Regions from separate parts of the Homo sapiens genome. Here region 2 is linked to region 1. The links are chromatin loops, found by intact Hi-C in ENCODE. Cell type or tissue: endothelial cell of umbilical vein. All regions are shown on one strand. Links, peaks and the distances in the headings refer to the core of each region. The heading gives the core; the rest is flanking DNA. Region 1 overlaps DNASE2B (deoxyribonuclease 2 beta). Region 2 has its middle 32 kb from the start of DNASE2B.

What was found. A loop is a pair of places that touch in the nucleus more often than their neighbours do. Peaks named below come from ENCODE experiments on the same cell type or tissue, not always from the same donor. Only the 100,000 strongest peaks of a DNase experiment are listed, where the experiment ranks them.
Region 2: a loop joins it to region 1, with 5 times the contacts of the local background. A loop is called at or near these places in 4 of 110 quality-filtered maps.

The regions. Positions count from the first base shown.
Region 1 is chr1:84,409,586-84,418,834 of GRCh38, forward strand. DNASE2B (deoxyribonuclease 2 beta) reads left to right here. Exons shown (of 6, transcript NM_021233.3): 4 at 1,253-1,414; 5 at 2,764-2,961; 6 at 4,943-5,433. The coding sequence ends at 5,283. Among named protein-coding and RNA genes, the nearest start is that of DNASE2B, 16 kb to the left of the region's middle. In endothelial cell of umbilical vein, for the core only: no CTCF peak of the experiment used is centred there; a DNase peak (open chromatin) is centred at 5,876.
Region 2 is chr1:84,361,782-84,371,030 of GRCh38, forward strand. It overlaps the pseudogene UOX. Among named protein-coding and RNA genes, the nearest start is that of DNASE2B, 32 kb to the right of the region's middle. RefSeq lists an enhancer at 3,378-4,577. In endothelial cell of umbilical vein, for the core only: no CTCF peak of the experiment used is centred there; a DNase peak (open chromatin) is centred at 4,010; H3K27ac peaks cover 2,745 bases.

The DNA of each region.
Region 1 (9,249 bases), core at 919-8,918:
TGAACTTTGAAAGCTTTTTATTTAGCAAAGTTGCTCTCCTGAATACCCTATTTACTGGGAACCCAACAATTTTCATAACATGCTACATTCTTCAACCTCTCCTCCAACAATCTCCCACACTATTCCTGCTCTACCCTGCTAACTGCCACAAGGCTTTGGGGAAATGGCTCTAAAGAAGTAGGGCACAATATCAAGTGGAGGGGTTCTCTTGGCCAACAGATGCCCTAATATCCTATGGCATTTGTACCAGGAGGATAGGATTCCAGCAAATTGGCACACTCATCTGCACAGAGGATAACTCTTGAAGGTTATCCAGTTCTGTTACACACAGAACTTTCAATATTTTCCACCTTGACACAGGTATTGATTCTATTTCCACCCAAAGAACAACAGTATGCTTTCTTAAAATAGGCACTTTGAAAAAAAAATAACTAGAAGGCATTTGGTTTTTAATCTAACACTTAGGCAAACACGAGTGAATCTTATGTTTGCATAGTCATATGCAAACTGGAAAGTCTAGCTATCATACCAAACCTACCATGATAAATTTCTAAACACAAAAATAGTCAGATGTCTGTTTTACAAAGTTCTTTTTGGTATGTCACAAAATGATAAAAATCTTTCTATTTTCTTCCTTATTGGCTTTCAAGTTGTTTATTTTGCTCTAGAGATTTTTACAAACGTAATTAACTAGGATGCTTTAGCACAGCTTCCTTTTTGTCTCTTTGCTTCTTTTATTGGGCTTGTAGAAATAGTGACTCTTCTGCCAATAAATGGGCAGCAGTTTTTTATAACAAATTATTGTGAGTACATTTCTTCATTTGATATTTTCTCTTTCAACTCTGTTTTTTAGTCAGCTTTTGAAAAGAGCCTAGCTGCTTAGCAGTGAAGACACTATCTAAATCTTGCTAGGTGACTGTATAGTTTAACAAGGTCCAATTCCAATTTAGCAAATTTGCATTCTGCCAAAACAAATTTTCCTTGTGATTTCAAAATGAAATTCCTCTTAACTCTTCACAGGATGGCTACCTTGGTTCCCTTTTCGTGGTGGCTTTTTATCAGTAATCAGGCAATGTGATATGTGCCAGAATTGTATTTGAAATCTTTGAAAAATAAGCATGATCCTTGTGATTATTAGCCTAATAAAACACTAGTCTGAAGCATAAATGGGCTTAAATGTTGCCACTGTGAACCCTATTATAAAAGAAGCTTTGTTTTTCTGATTTATCTTTGTTAAATGTGTCTTTGGTAGGTTTACTGCTGTGGAACAGAGTTCAAGGGTTCTGGCTGATTCATTCCATCCCTCAGTTTCCTCCAATTCCGGAAGAAGGCTATGATTATCCACCCACAGGGAGACGAAATGGACAAAGTGGCATCTGCATAACTTTCAAGTACAACCAGTATGAGGCAATAGGTAAAACTAAAGTATGTGAGAAAAAAAACGATAACTATGTTGAAGAAATGATTTGGAAATATATTCATAAATGTGTCACTTCATTTGTTAATCTATTCATAGACCCTCTGATACCTAGATTCTAATACTGGCTTTGCCATGGTGAGGTCTTGGGCAGGCTCGCTTACTGGGCTTTGGCTCTTAATCTACCAGTGCAGTTGTTGAACTTGATCAGGGCAGTAGTTTCAAATGTATTCAGGGGCCTGGTAGATAACATATATGAGTGAAACAGACATGTTACATGGGAAGTGAGGATAGTGATGAACTGGGGTGTTGACTCACCTAGCTTCCCTTAAAGCCTCAGTTCCATCATACTGTGGCTCTACAGGAATACAAGCCTAATGATTACAGATCTCCTTATTTCTCATGAAGTACCAGAAACCTAGGGTGTGTGTGTGTGTGTGTGTGTGTGTGTGTGTGTGTGTGTGTGTGTGTGTGTGTGTGTCAGAGAGAGAGAGAGAGAGAGAGAAACTGATTTCCAAATATGAGTTCAATCTTAATTTTGTTTTTGAAGTTTTCCAGGCCACATGTTCCTTGTAGGCCACAAACATGACACCTCTGAGCCAGATAATCTCCTTTTAAGATTTCAAGCTCAGCGAAAAATTCTTAGATTTGGCAAACTGTGGTGGGAAAGGAGAAGTAGGGACAGGTTGGTAGCTAAATAGTAGTGAAAAGCAACTTGCCTATAGAAACAGGAGATTTAGAAAATGTTTCTCATCAAATTTCCATCTTATGGCAAGGATCACTGAGCTCCTCACCCAAGTCAAGCTCTAGTCTCACTAGTTGAAATCATGTAATGATGCCGAATATCACAGAGATTAGGCATGCACACTGAGGAGATGATGATTCTTAAAGCTTTTTGGTACATGGAGTTCTCAACTTTTGTATATGTATATGTACATTTAGAAGAAAAAATATATGGTCTCCAAGGCCAAATTACCTGGGTTCGAATATCAATTTCATCAATTACAAACTTCATAATCTTGGGTGTGTGATGTAAATTCTCAGTTAATTCATCTATAAAGTAAAGATAATGATAACAACAGAATTTGCCTGATAACATGTTTGCTGTGAGGATTAAATGAATAAACCCATGTAAAACTTGTAGGACCATGTCTGGAAACTAGGAAGTGCTTAACAGGTGTTAGTTATTTAAACAAAAAGTTATTTGAAGGCTATTGGTTTAAAGAAAGAAATGCCTTTGTTTTTGTGTTGTTTTGTTTTTAAATCCACAAAAAGATCTATAATAACAGCAGGTATTTCCATTTGTGTCTTAATTCTCAACTTTTCTTTACTGTTTCTTGATTCAGATTCTCAGCTCTTGGTCTGCAACCCCAACGTCTATAGCTGCTCCATCCCAGCCACCTTTCACCAGGAGCTCATTCACATGCCCCAGCTGTGCACCAGGGCCAGCTCATCAGAGATTCCTGGCAGGCTCCTCACCACACTTCAGTCGGCCCAGGGACAAAAATTCCTCCATTTTGCAAAGTCGGATTCTTTTCTTGACGGTATGAAAGACCATCATCAAACAACATGCTGTATAATTCTGCTGTTGAACTGACTAGGGATAGCTTAGAGAAATATTTTGAGTATTCAGAGAAAGAGAGATGAAAAAAGGGAGCAAAAGAAAAGGAAAAAGGAAAGTCACGGATCAGTTCAAACATCAGCCGGCTATATGAGTCAACCACAAAAGTATCTCACAACCATCCAGCCACGGGCCAGTGAAAACTCAGTCTCCATCCTCTGCTTGGCAAGGGGCCATAGCCATCTCCATTTCTTCCATTCCCTGAGTGGTTATTTTAAGCCTTCTTTACTCTCAAGCCCTTTACACTACTCTGCACCCTCACTCATGGCTTCCTTTTTTCCTTCATAAATAGAACAATGTTCACTAGGGAGAAACCACTTCTATATGCTACCCCCCCCCCACCCCTCCAACAATCTTATCTGTTCTCCTTCCTTTTTGCAGGGTTTCTCCCACCCCCAAAGAAGTGATGCACCCCCTATGCTCTGAAACCTATCTCAGCCTCAGCATACCTTGATTTGTCCACCTGATCTGTTCTCTGTGTTCCATTTCAGTTCTCCCACTCCCCAGGCTACTTTCTCATAACATACAAACATGCCTAAAAACCCTCCCTCAACTCTAAAGCATCTATAGCTCTATTTTTCCTTTTCTTTCAGATTTATTTTTTTAAAACTCATCAGGGCCTTCACTTGCTCAATGTTCCTTCACTGCAGTCTTGCTTCTGTCTGTAGACACTTGAATCTCTCCCCAGTCACCAATGGCTGTCTTAGATGACCTCACTGTCTTCCTTGCTTATTTGCTTCCTTCCTTTATACGTTGAATAAAATTTACTGAATGCCTACTACTAGCCAAGCCCTGTGTTAGGCACTAGAGATCTTAAACTTGACAGGACAGAGACAGTCTCTGCAGAATGTGGCACTGTTGAAATTCTTTCCTTTTTGAAACTCTCACCTTCACTGATTTTGGGGAACACGCAGTCCCCTGGTCTTTCTCCCACTTCTAAGTTTCTTCTGCCAGGTCCTTTTCCTCTGACTACTCTTTAGGTGACTGGGTTGCCATGTGGCCCCTACCCTTCCTTATCTCATTCTACATACCCATGCTGGGCAATTCCAGCAAGCCCTCCAATGATTCTCAAGTCTTGATCTCTACCCCAGACCTCTATACTGACTGATGTATTTAACAGCAAGTGAGACATTTCTACTTGAAGGTGGTACAGCCACATCAAGTTCAACATGCCAAACTCACTGCGTCATCATCCCCTACAAATCTACTTTTTCTTGTATTCTGCATAGTTACCCAGTCACTCCCCATCTCTTCTTTTTCTGACCCTTCTATCAAACCATCAAATTCAGTCAGTTCCAGATCCTTAATAACACTCACATGTATTGTATCTTCTCCAAACTCTTTGCCACTGCCATGGGTCACACCTGTGTTTATTGACACAGTTATTATGACAGCCTTATGTTTTTCCTTTCTTCTTTCTAACCTGTCCTTCCCAATTCATCCTGCCCATTGCCTCTCAACTGATATTTATGATCATAAACCAGTTTCTATTAATTCTTTACTAACATTCCTTTAAAAACTCTCCACTGATTTCAGGAAAATCCAAACACTTTGGCATGATTTACAAAGTTCCCTAGAAACTGGCCCTAATTCCTTCTCTAGACTAATTTTTTCCAAAGGTCTTTCCAGGACAAAGACATATATTGCTTCATTCGTTTTATAGAACAGAAGATGTTTGCAAACACCAACATCATCATAGTAATGATGATAATAACTTACATTTGCACATCACTTTAGCATTTACAAAATGTTTTCTCATCCACTATCTCAATTATGTTGTTATTATTGTGCTCGTGACATCCACATATCAGGGGTGAAAGATGATTTCCATTCCAGAGTATATTTTCAGGGACTAATCTAAGTGTAAATACCAACCTCACTATCTTTCTCCTCCTAAACCCTAGACATCTTTGCAGCCTGGATGGCTCAACGGCTGAAGACACACTTGTTAACAGAAACCTGGCAGCGAAAAAGACAAGAGCTTCCTTCAAACTGCTCCCTTCCTTACCATGTCTACAATATAAAAGCAATTAAATTATCACGACACTCTTATTTCAGTTCTTATCAAGATCATGCCAAGTGGTGTATTTCCCAAAAGGGCACCAAAAATCGCTGGACATGTATTGGAGACCTAAATCGGAGTCCACACCAAGCCTTCAGAAGTGGAGGATTCATTTGTACCCAGAATTGGCAAATTTACCAAGCATTTCAAGGATTAGTATTATACTATGAAAGCTGTAAGTAAACTTGGTGAAAGGACACAGGTACTATCATTGAAAACCTTGACAATGGGTCTTCTTCCATTACACCTTCTTTATATTTTAAAGGCCTGTGAATATACTTATAACCTGCATATCACAAAATAAAACATTTTTCTCTCATGTTTACCATTTAATCTTCTATTTAATGGTAATTTATTTACTTTGCACTATATATCATAGACATAAACCATTATACACAACTGAGAATAGAAGAAATAAAAAGAAAAATATTTTTCCACATTAGTCAACTCCAATTGTTTATGGATTGACTGGCCACCTAGTAGATTACATTTCCTCTCCTTCACAAAGACTTCCCTGACTCTCTTCCCCACCCTTTTTTGAAGAAAAGCAAATAACTCTCTCTGCGTATTCTTCCATACTATTTGATCATATTGCTCCTAAAGTTCTTTCTCACTGGTTTATGGTTAAGACTTATTTGTCATTCTTTCAGCTACTACTTACTAATTGGATGATCTTGAGCCATTCACTTGGATTCTCTGAACCTTGTTTTTTTTAATCTATGAAAGGGAGATAATAGCTAGGTATGTTCAAGTACCTAGCACAGAGCCCGGCACATAGATGACACTTAAAAATAATGGTGGCATTTGAGTTTGAATTCCAGCAAAAAAAAAAACAAATAAGTTTCAGAAATGAGTGATATTTTACAAGAAGAATGTTAAAGTCACATTAGGAGAAAAAAAACTGCATAAGTGTGACTCATCAACTTGAAGGAAATAAAGAAGTGTAACATAATGAAACCAGAATCAAATGCAATAGTCTTTTTTTTTTTTAATAATAGAGATGAGGTCTTGCTTTGTTGCCCAGGCTGGTCTTGAACTGGGCTCAAGCAATCCTCCCACGTTGGCTTCCCAAAGTGCTGGGATTACAGGAATGAGCCACTGCACCCAGCCAAATGCAATAATCTTAATTTCAATGTGTTTCTTTTTCTGGCATTCTTATCACTACTTGTAACTGTTATATAAATGGATAATAATAAACTTGTGTTAAGTACTAATTGCTTAATAATATTTGACATATGTGTTGTTCACAATTTCAAGCAGCTTACAACCTAGAAAAAGTAATCACAACAATAATAAAGCTAGCGCTTACTGAACACTTACTATGTAATAAGTATTCAACTCATAGTAATTCAGGATTCATTACAATTTTTTTTTTTTTTTTTTTTGAGACAGAGTCTCGCTCTGTTGCCCAGGCTGGAGTGCGGTGATGCGATCTCGGCTCACTGCAAGCTCTGCCTCCAGGGTTCACGCCATTCTCCTGCCTCAGCCTCCCGAGTAGCTGGGAATACAGGTGCCTGCCACCACGCCTGGCTAATTTTTTGTATTTTTAGTAGAGACGGGGTTTCACTGTGTTAGCCAGGATCGTCTCAATCTCCTGACCTCACGATCCACCCGCCTCGGCCTCCCAAAGTGCTGGGATTACAGGCGTGAGCCACCGCGCCCGGCCGATTAATTACATTTTTATTTAATCTTCATAACAATTCTATGTAGTAGGAACTGTTATTATCCCCATTTTACTGACAAGGAAATTGAGGCCTACAGAGTTTTAGGAACTTGCCTAGTATCATAGAGGTCCATCTTACCTCTGAGGCTATCGATCTTAATATCTCAATACCAACCAAAATTCATGGCACTAGTTCAATGACAAACAGAGAAAAAACTAACTTGGTTTTCCTGTCAGGAGCAAGCATAAACTATGTTGTATGCTATCTAGCTAACTAACATTCTTGCAAATATAAAGAGGCCTGAAAAAAATTATTTGGCCTCTGAGAGAGCATCTGAGGCCAAAAAAGCATAAGTAATCCAAATAATATAAGAGAAAAATTTTAAAGTACAAGATCCTGACTTTAAAAGTAAAGAGGGCCAAAACTTGATCCAATGGTAAATAGAGAGATGAATGAAAAGGCAAAAAAAAAAAAGCAAAAGTGAAGAAATTCTATTGGACTGAAAATACATAATAGGTAGGAGCCTTCTCCCCTGAATCTGAAGGAGAGGAGAATCATAATTAGATTCGTGTAATTAAGAGTGTAGGAGTATAACAAAGAAAAAGAACATGCTGGCCCACTGGAGACACACATTACGGATGTGCTGAAGGGGAAATAGGAAGTGGCCAGACTCTCCTTGAGGAAGAAAAAAATGCTGGAAAGGAATTGAACAGTCCTGGTAGCTCAAGAATACCTAATACTTACCGTGGTAGGGGTGTTGGTATATTTTGGTGATGGTAACTCCTTGTTGTAGAACCTAAAGGCAACCACAGTAAACCAAAGAGGGCTAATCTTTCTCAGGCATATGCCCAGGACGGCTACCCAGTCATGCTGATACCTGCAGGGAGACTGAGGAACTATCTTTGGGAATAATATCATTGGAGGGAAACTGATATATTTTAGAAAACGGGATAATTTTATTGATTCCCTTTAGGAAAAACGAGGAGAATATGGGAGATATTAATGAATGAAATTTAAGTTCTAAATCATGATTTTAAATACCGGAATGAAATTAACCAGGCATGGTGGTGAGTGCCTGTAGTCCTAGCTACTCAGGAGGCTGAGGTAGGAGGATCCTTTGAGCCGAGGTGTTTGAGGTTACAGTGAGCTATGATCACACCACTGCACTCCAGCTTAGGCAACAGAGCAAGACCTTGTCTCAAAACAGAAACAAAAACAAACCCCCTCCAAAACTAGAATGACGTATTTCACTTAATGTAATGTCCTCCAGGCTTATACATGCTGTTGCACATGACAGGATCTCATCCCTTTTTATAGCTGAATAGTATTCCACTGTGTATATATACCACATTTTCTTTATCCATTCTTCCATTAATGGGCATTTAGGTTGATTCCACATCTTGGCTATTGTGAATAGTACTGCAATAAACATGGGAGTGTAGATGTCTCTTTGATATTCTAATTTCATTTTCTTTGGATATATACCTAGTAGTGGGGTTGCTGAATCATACAGTAGAGCTACTTTTAATTTTTTGAGAAACTTCCATACTGTTTTCCATAATAGCTGTACTGATTTACATTCCCACCAACAGTGTGTAAGAGTTTCCCTTTCTCCTCATCATCACCAGCATTCATTATTTTTTGTCTTTTTGATAATAGCCATTTTAACTGGGGTAAGATGATATCACTGGGTGCGGTGGCTCACACCTGTAATCCCAGCACTTTGGGAGGCTGAGGCGGGCAGATCACCTGAGGTCAGGAGTTCGAGACCAGCCTAATGAACATGGAGAAACCCTGTCTCTACTAAAAATACAAAATTAGGTGGGTATGGTGGCTCATGCCTGTAATCCTATCTACTCAGGAGGCTGAGGCAGGAGAATTGCTTGAACCTGGGAGACGGAGGTTGTGGTGAGCCAAGATTGTGCCATTGCACTCCAGCCTGGGCAACAAGAGCGAAACTCCATCTCAAAAAAAAAAAAACACACACAAAAAAAAAAACAGGATGATATCTCATTGTGGTTTTGATTTGCATTTTTCTGATGGTTAGTGACTGATATGGTTTGGCCATATCCCCACTCAAATCTTGAATTGTAGCTCCTATAATTCCCATGTGTTGTGGGAGGGATCCAGTGAGAGGTAACATAATCATGAGGGTGGGTCTTTCCCATGCTGTTCTAATGATAGTGAATAAGTCTTAAGAGATCTGATGGTTTTATAAATGGCAGTTCCCCTGCACACGCTGTCTTGCCTGCTGCCAGGTGAGACATGACTTTGCTCGTCCTTTGCCTTCCACCATCATTATGAGGCCTCGCCAGCCAAGTGGAACTGTGAGTCCGTTAAACCTCTTTTTCTTTATAAGTTGCCCAGTCTCTGGTATGTCTTTATGAGCAGCATGAGAACAGACTAACACAATGACATTGAGCATTTTTTCATGTACCTGGTGGCCCTCTGTATGTCTTCTTTGGAGAAAAGACTACTCAAGTCT
Region 2 (9,249 bases), core at 414-8,413, 48 kb before region 1:
AAAACAGAGACCATGCCTTCACTGTCAGAACCTGCAAATGTGACCTTACGTGGAAAAAAGATCTTTGCAGATGTCATTAAGGATCTTGAGGATCTTGTCTTAAGGTTATCCAGGTGGGCCCCAAATCTAGTGACCAGTGTCCTTATAAGAGTCATACAGGGAAAACCTGCCAGACAGAAAAAGGAGGAAGCAATGCGGCCATGGAGGCAGAGACTAGAGTGATGCAGCTGTGAGTCAAGGAACCCCTGAAGGCATGAGAGGCTGGAAGAGGCAGAAACAGAATCTCCCCTGGAGTCTTTGGAAGTAGCACCCGGCCCACACCTTGATTTTGGACTCTGGCCTCCAGAACTATGAGGGAATAAATCTCTATTGTTTTACACCACCAAGTTTATGGTAATTTGTTATGGCAGCCTCAGGAAACTAATACTACGTTTATTTCTTTCTTATGTAAAGGTGAGCAGTATACTTTCTAAGTTTGATTGAATATATTCCTCATGTGGCAAATTTCTGTTGGAATCCTTTATACTTTAAAGATAATGTGTGAACTACTTCCTTAGCAGAGGTAGAGGCACCTGTAGAGACATGAATGAGCATTTTTCTGGGAAGAAGGTCCATAGCCATCATATTCTCAATAGGGTCTTGATAGGCTCCACAAAACTAAGAATTTCTGAGAGGGAGCCTGGGCAAATGGAAGAATGACAGGTAGCTAAGCTCTAAGAGAAACAAGTGCTAAGACTGTGAAACATACAGAGAATAAGTTTCAAGTATGCGGAAGCCGGAAGGTCCTGTGTGTGTCTGGTTAGAAGGCTTCAAGTCAATCTCTTTGGGAAAGAAGCTTTGCCTTCCTCATGAGTTCAGACAAGAAAGCAGAACTCGTAAAGGTCTAGCAAAGGCGACTGCAAAGGGCCAACTCCACACAGCTCAGAGTCCGGAGGAAAGGAAACGCTCCTTCTGGACAAAGTATAAAGAGGTTAGGAAAATTTCAAATTTCTCTAGTTAAAATCTGCCGGTATTGAAGAAGGTAAATTCTGTTACAATGACAAATCAATAAAATGCTGCCTCAAAAGACTTATTACGCTTCTATATTGGGGTAGAAAAAAGAAAGGGAAAACATTGGTGTCTAAAAATAAGGAATGGTATGAACTTAAGTCTGACTCTAAAAAGGAAAAGGAAAAGGAAGGAGATATATTTTCTGAGTCTATCACTATGAAAATTATGAGATGAAATTTAAAGAATATGAAACAAACCTCAGGCAGAATCTTGGCTACCAAAACCACAAGCCCCACATGACAGCCTGCTCCATTGAATGCCATGGAAACTGCCTCCCCGGCAGCACGTGGGCTTGGAACTACTTGCACGATTCCTCCATGAAAGTACTTGAGATAGGGTTGGGGTAAGCAGAGAGAGTGAGTGAGGAGACAGAAGAGTGTTGTAAGGGCAGCTCTGCTTCCCAGAGAACTGGAACTGAATCCCTGGAGGCTTCCTAGCAAAATCATGAAGTGTTTTTAAAACAAATTGCCTCACAAGTGTTTACAGTTCAGTTCTGCCTGCCTGTCTGCCGAACTGAAAGGAACAGGTGAAACCCAAAGCTGGTTTTCAGCCCCATCGTTCACAATTCTAAGAAGGAAACATCCTTCACAAAACAGGAACTTTGTCCTTGAAAATTTCACATACTACAGGCTTTCCTGCCACATACCTGGGATATAACATCCAATAGCTCATTTGCAATCTATTGCAGTAAATGTGCTAAGAGCTAAGGAGAAGCAAAATGCACATATGTATAAATGGGCCACAATTTCTAAGGATTCTGCTCTAACATGGGTTTCTTCTCTGAAGCAAATACAGTGTTTCTAAAACTTACAAGAATAAGAGAACATCAAGTAAGAAAGGCCTAATTAAGTCGGGGTTTTTGTTTTGTTTTGTCTTGTTTTGTTTTTGAAAAGTCATGTTAGACTCTTTCCTCTTGGAACAGAATTGACAAATTAGCACAGGAATAAAATGTACCAGTCATTTGACCATGTAAGTTACATAATGTAGAAGCACATTTTGTGACGTGAGTATTCAATGTAGCACAACACTTTCCTCATCAAATTATTTCATTGTTCTTATCCCACGTTATTTTCCAAGCAGGCGCTTGCTTGTGAATGGCCTCCAACATCTTGTAGGGTTTGCTGCTCTGAACACCTCCCATCTCTTGCCTGACCCGGAGGCCAATGACAGCTTTTCTATGTGGGCCTAATAACAAACGAAAAGAAGACAGGACATTTATTACATTCAACACACACGTATATTGAAATTTCTGTGTCAGGCCAAATACTACCATAGCACTTTACAAGCATTAACCCATTTAATCCTCAAAAGACCTATAAGGTAGGTTCTCTTTTCACCTCCATTTTACAGATGAAGAAACTTGTCTTATATTTACTGAGAGGTGGAGCCAGGATTTAAATGAGTGTGCAATTAACCACTATACCATGCAACCTTAAGTAGCAGTATCATAAAGGTGAATGAAGCCGTATTAACAAATAATACTAAGGGCTCATATGAAAGCAATTCTTAAAAATGGAGATTTGATTTTATTTTTTAAATGAAGATTTTTTAAAATGGAAAAGGTTACCCAGAATGTTAACGTGGACAAGTTTTCATCATGGGTTTCTAAAGCTGTAATTTGTGAAGCTTTATTACATGTATACAATGGTAGTGTTAGTCAATTGATATAATCAGCCCTCAAATCTGTAAACATCTTTAAATCATCAACTATATTTGTTTCTCTGGCTATAAAAGGAATAATTGTTCATATTTGGAAGATTCAGAAAAGTACATGGTGAAAAATGAAAATCACTCATAATCTCATCATCCAGAAATTGTCATTGCTGATATTTTCACATCTATACTCTCTAGTCTTCTTTCTAAATGTACATCCACCCATCTGTATATTGGCTTAACATTTATTAAATGTGACGTTTTGTGCACATAAGGGATGCATTATTCAAAGAAAATTTCTACTCTTTTTCAGTACCCTCATATGTACTAAATATTCTCTAAGGATTGAAAAAGTTTAAAATCAAACATTAAGATCACAGAAGTACTATCAGAGTGGAAATAAATAATCAATGATACATATGCTAGAGCATTCTTAAAATCAAATATTCAGTCAAATGAAGTAACAATGGTGATATTTTTCAATATAATTTTATTTCATTTTCTGCATTACTTAGAAGCATCAGTAGGATGAAAACAATATTTGTTTCTTAAACCTGTGCACAAATTAATTGATGTGACACACTCATTAATTCATGATTATTTTCTTAATGAATTGATTCTAAAGCTTCTCCAAGATAGGAAGGCATAAGATAACCAAAAAGAAATATTGATTTATAACTGTTCTAATACTGCTCAGCATTTTTAAAGTAAATTATAGCCATAAAGCCTGTTATAATTACTAATAAGGTAATCCACAGAATGCCTTGCTGAGCTAGGTGTAGAAGAAATAAACTGTTTCATATTGGAGGAAAGTGAACACTATAAATCAATATACTAGTGTGAAATTTTGCATGGCTACATGCTATCATCTCCAGCATCACAAATGACTTAAGGAATTCCTCAGCTGAGAGTGGACTCCTATTGGTGGCCACAATGTCACAGTCTTGAAGACAACTTCCTCTTGACTGTACCAGTAATTTTTCCATATGGATTGTCTAATGGCAGCAAGACCTGTAGAAAAACCACATGGTAATTTAAAGGACATTAAAATAGCCCTCTCCTCCTTTCTATGACTCAATATTAAAAACAAAAACAACAACTTACTAAACAGGAAAATGTGTATGTCCTCCACTAAAGTTACTTCAAGCATGGTAATGCCTTATTATTCTGGCAATAGTTGAGAGATGAGTCAATTTCCTAGAAAATTTAAAAGCTTTTGAAAAATGTTAATCATTGAGATATAAATGTTTCTAAGATGCATTCCATATCCCTGCTTTGTAAATGCAGTGTATTGAACACAATTGACCTTTCCTTGGTGACTCACCTCATCCATGAGTCATTGTCCAATGCTGTAAGATCACCATGGCCTCAGAAGTGTCTGAGGTCTGCAGGGCTGTTCACTCAATTCTAAATGGCTCCAGATAGCGGTGCTTTTAGAGTTCTTCCACCCTCCCACCCTGTCATTTGTCACTTCTCTGCTAGTGTTAATGTGTCCAACTTCCTGTTTCTCATGTGTTATGTTCACTTTGTACACATCTGCTGGGTGAGAGTCCAAGAGTGGCTCCAGACATCCTCAAAGTACAGACGCAAGGACAGCTTGTTCAGCCACTCAGGTGCCTTTATGTAGAGCCCTGACCCAAAGGAACTTAGGCCTTCCTGACTCCAAGTCCCCAGCTGGGCTCCATGAGGGAGCTGCAAGTCTGACTTCCTAGAGGGAAGAACCCTGTGGGCGCAGCCCCCCAGCATGCTGGGATTAGTGCAGACCTGAGGTGTCGGGGGCCCTCAGGAGCCCTCCTCTCTCTGCCTGGGGTCCTGAGCTAAGCACTGCTTGAGCCATGACACCTGATCCTTTTTTCTATGTAGGGTCCATTTGTTTTGCCTCTGGTGGACTTGGCCAGGATTACTTTCAGGTCGCTCTCCTGCCCGTTAGAAGGCTTTAAAAAGGCTTCAGATTCTAATTAATGGCATTCTGGTAGCCATGTCCTTTCCTTCCTCTAAAGTAAATACTGCTGCCTCTCCTTGTGGCTGGATGTACAGCATGTGGGACCAAGGTAAGGGCAGCTCTGCTTCCCAGAGAACTGGAACTGAATCCCTGGAGGTTTTCAGAATCTAGATCACCTTTGCCAGGCACCTAAGCATGACCTTTGTTTCCAGATGCGACTCCCGAGCCTCCACCTGCAGCTGATGGTGGTCAAAGCCTGCTAGAGGCCACTCACATTACTTGCAAAACAGAAAGGAGGTACCTGGCCCGAAGGATTGTGAGGCTTCTGGGCCATCAGGTGCAGAATGTGGGACCTTTAACCCCTTCATTATCCCTTATCCGCCAAAGGATATGAGTCTATGGGAGCAGAGCCATGCTAATAGATGGCTCCTTCCCTATCTTACTCCCCAACACATACTAAAAGAAGTTACTCGAAACAATGTTTTCTAGTTAATAGGAATGTGTGGGGAGCTGGAGCAAATTGAGAAATCTTATTTTGAATGTGGTCCAAGAGGGAAGAATGGTTCTGATCTCCCAAGAACTGACCACACCAACCCACCAGTCAGTACTTCAGGCTGTCTAGTCAGACACACTGAGTGGTTTAACATTCTGCCATGGCTTAAAAAAAAAAAACAAAAAAACAAAAAAACAGGAGAAGTGTTTCTCCAAGACAAAGGGTTGTTTTCAAAAAATTAATTTCCACATCTTACCTCTGTAATTGCAATTAGAAACATAAATACTCTTCCATGTTTTCCTGTGTGTATTTTATGCCACTGAATTGACTAGTTAATCAAAAGGTAGGAATGATGGAAGAAAGTGAAAATAGAATCTTTTTTTCTCCTCATTGCCTCATGATGGAAGAATAATGAAGCTGTGTCCTTGCATGGCACTTTCAGAGAAGCAGATCTCAAAGCTGTTTCCTTGGGCACACTCTGTTCCTTCTCTGTCTTTCTCTCTTGGACTTCCAACCTTCTATAATCACTCATCCACTTCGAAGGCACTCCAACCTCAGGCATTGAAAGGCCCAGAATTGAAGAGGGCTGTAATCACTGGCAACTATAAATATTCCCCAAAGCAACAGTTGCTTAAGAGTTTTATTCAGTGACATTATCATCCCAGGCTCATAAAGGGGCAAAAGGGGGTGGGACAGAGATGTGCTTTAAATATATTTAAAGTTCTCTTACCTCTTACCTCTTCCTTGTTGATCAGACCCATTTTGGACATGTCTATGTTGAAGTAGTGAATGTTTGGCAGGCTGATTTCCATATCTTCTATCTGGAAACCACAGTGGTATGCATCACATTAGGAGCTGCGAGCCTCCATCTCCGTCACTCCAGCTACCCTCACCTCCCCTAACCTCGCACCCATTACTCAGGTTCTCTCTCTGACTTGGAGACACCCTCTGATGTTCCTCCACTGCCCGACACTGTTCTCTCCTGCTAGTTCTGTGATTAGATGGTGGGTCTGCTCTTCTCCCCTCAGTGTACAAAATCTGTTTCTCTGAAAAGAAAGGGCTCCTCGGGTCAGAAACCTGGGAGACCTCTTCAACATCCAACTGGCCTCCAGGTACTGGTCAGTCAACCTTCTAAATTCCTCCTCATTCCACTCCTTCCTTTCCAGGCCTGTATCTAACATTTATAGGCCCTGCAGTAAGAGTATAATTGGAGACCCACATACCAAAGGTATAAAAACTTTAAAGTTCTATTAATCAAGCCAAAATTTTTTTAAGTGAAATATGTTCTACTCTTCTAACTTGACAAATATACCCTTCATAACAACCTGGAAGGCCAAGCATTAATTTAAAATTCTCTAACTGTGATTGCAATTAGAAACATAAATACTCTTTCATGTTTTCCTGTGTGTATTTTATGCCACTGAATTGACTAGTTAATCAAAAGGTAGGAATGATGGAAGAAAGTGAAAATAGAATCTTTTTTTCTCCTCATTGCCTGGCATGGAGTACCATGCCAGGGCATGGCAGCATGGGAAGAGCCAGCCCCTCGCCCCTGGCCCATCCCACCTTCTCTCTTGGACTCACAGGGGTAGACACTCCAGCTTGCATGTCAAGTGCCATCCATACCTCCTGCAAACATCTGCCCCTTTGCCTACTCTCAGGCCTAAGGGTGAACACCAATAGCATGATTCGCCCTCTGGAAGACAGATCTCGAGAAGAGATTTGCCCACGTTCCCGAAGTAGTCTCAGGGCTATTTGGACAGGAAATTCTGGGGAATGCATGGGCCTCTGCAGAGTATGTTGCTGTGGCCCCACTGATTCTTCACCTAGTGGAGGGAGGCACAGCCAGAGGAAGGCCTGAAGGGGGCCTGTAGAATGCTGAGCCATGGCCAGAGTCCCTCTTGTCCAGGTCTAAGAGTGATACTCCTCCTCTCCAGCCCCACCATGGCCCAGACTCTCTTTACAAGATTCTGAAATAGATCCCAACATGTCTCCTTGCCTATGGTCCATCAACCTTTTCATTCATCACATTTCTGTCAGCGTGTTTTTTCTAGAGTACAAATCTGAAACAAAACATCCAGCTTAAACCCCTTGGTGGCTCCCAGAAGCCTTCAGGATAAGGTACAGACTCTATAAATAAGCCTAAAAAGGCCCTCTTGACTGGCTCCTGTGGTTCCTGCCTCATTTCCAGGCACATGGAATGACTATAATTCATTCATATATATTCAGTCACACGTGGTAGACCCTCAACAGTAAACGACTGTATCATGCTATCTCTTGTCTCCATACCTACCCTGCTCCCTCACCCTTGAGAGTAAACTCAGATAACCTCTAGACTCAAACACCCTTCCCTCTAGAAAACCTGGCGGAACCCATCTCCTTTACCTGAGTTAGGTGCTTTGCTCTGTACTTTCATAATACTCTTTTCTCTATTGTATTGTTCATTTACTTATTTTGTTCATTCACTGAATGATGAGCTCTTTGAGGGTAGTGACTATCTAATTTATCTTTGTATCCTTCGTATGCTGCCAGAGACATAATCACCATTCAATGAATGAATGAATGAATGAATGGGTGGGGACGTGGGTAGATGGACAGATGGATGGATGGATGGATGGATGAAATCTCTCTACATCTATCTTTCATTGTCTGGTTCTTCTGAAACACAGAACCTTTGTCTAATTACCCCTCTCCCTCAAGGCATTCAAGTGTCCTGACTATGAGGCTTAAATCAGTGGCAGGTTGAAGGGACTCAAAGAATTTTCAACAAAACTCAAGGACTACAACAGGGGCCTGTGTTTTCAGGTTAGACAGATTTTTCCATTTTTGCTCTCTTTTCACTTGCTATAACAAGCTTTTGAACAACAACAGATGTCATTTTTCATGTGTCTTCCACTTTCTTATTTTAACTCTCAACTCTTTCTCAGAGCTGACAGAAGACACACGTTCTCCCAGTCCTCAGAATGGCAACTGACAGAACTTACCGCAGGAACTCGGCTCAGGGAGAGCACCTGGATATCACAGAGGGTCTTCTGCACAGAGGTCAAGTATTCACCTTTGTCATAGGGCCCAGCAGATTTCTCCATGACAAGGTCCCGAATGGTGTCCCTAAAACACAAAGAAGGTCACTGAGGATACTGAAAGGAATTTTAGTAATGTGTTAGGAAGCTAAGAAGCAGTGACCTGTCTGTCCCCCAGAAAACAATGTTATTGATGTTTTTAGAAGATATTAGTATCTTGCAATGCCAAAAACAAAACACCTCACTTCCCATTCCCCTACACACACACACACACACACACACACACACACACACACACACACACACACATACACCATTCAACAAACATATTGAGCATCACTAGACTGTCTTCATAGTTTGGCACCAGGGCCCAGTGGGCATTTTAGGGTAAATTTCCCGTCATGTTTGAAGAACCTAAGAAGAAGACTCCCAAGTATTCTCACCATCTTGCTGCTCTGCTTGGCTGGCTCATTGAATTGTTACATTTGGGGGTTTGCTCTGTGCCAGACTCTGTGTTTTTTAGGTTAGACAGATTTTTCTGTGCTAAGCATTTTATGTGATGATGTCATTGAATTCTCTCAATATAGCTGAAGTAGGTACTATTATTATCCCCAATTAGAGAAGAAGAACCTGAGCTTAAAAGTTACATGATATGCTCTAAGTCCCTCTCTTTAGAAGGAGGCCCAGCCTACAGTACTATCCTGCCTCTGGCATGTTCAATTTCAAGCTCTTTTCAACATAAATACATCAGGCTGCTGCCCATGGAGAGCACTTGAAATAAAAGGGAAAGAAGACTGAGGTAACGTTCTCATCATGCATTTAAAAACCTATCACATAATAAAAGAAGCAGAGAAAAACTACACTAGTGGGAGGGACAGCTGTGGGAGTGGGTGGTGGGGGAAGGGTATGCATGCAGATTCTAGCTTATGGTAGGGTAGAAATTTCTAAAAGAGCTTTAGCAAAGGAATGAGATACCTAATCAAAAAGCAAGTTCTGAAAGTTCAGAGGCCTAATTACTCCCTGTCAGGATATAACAATAATCATACCTTTATATTGTGAGTTGTCAGAATCAAAATGGAGTCACTTGTGTC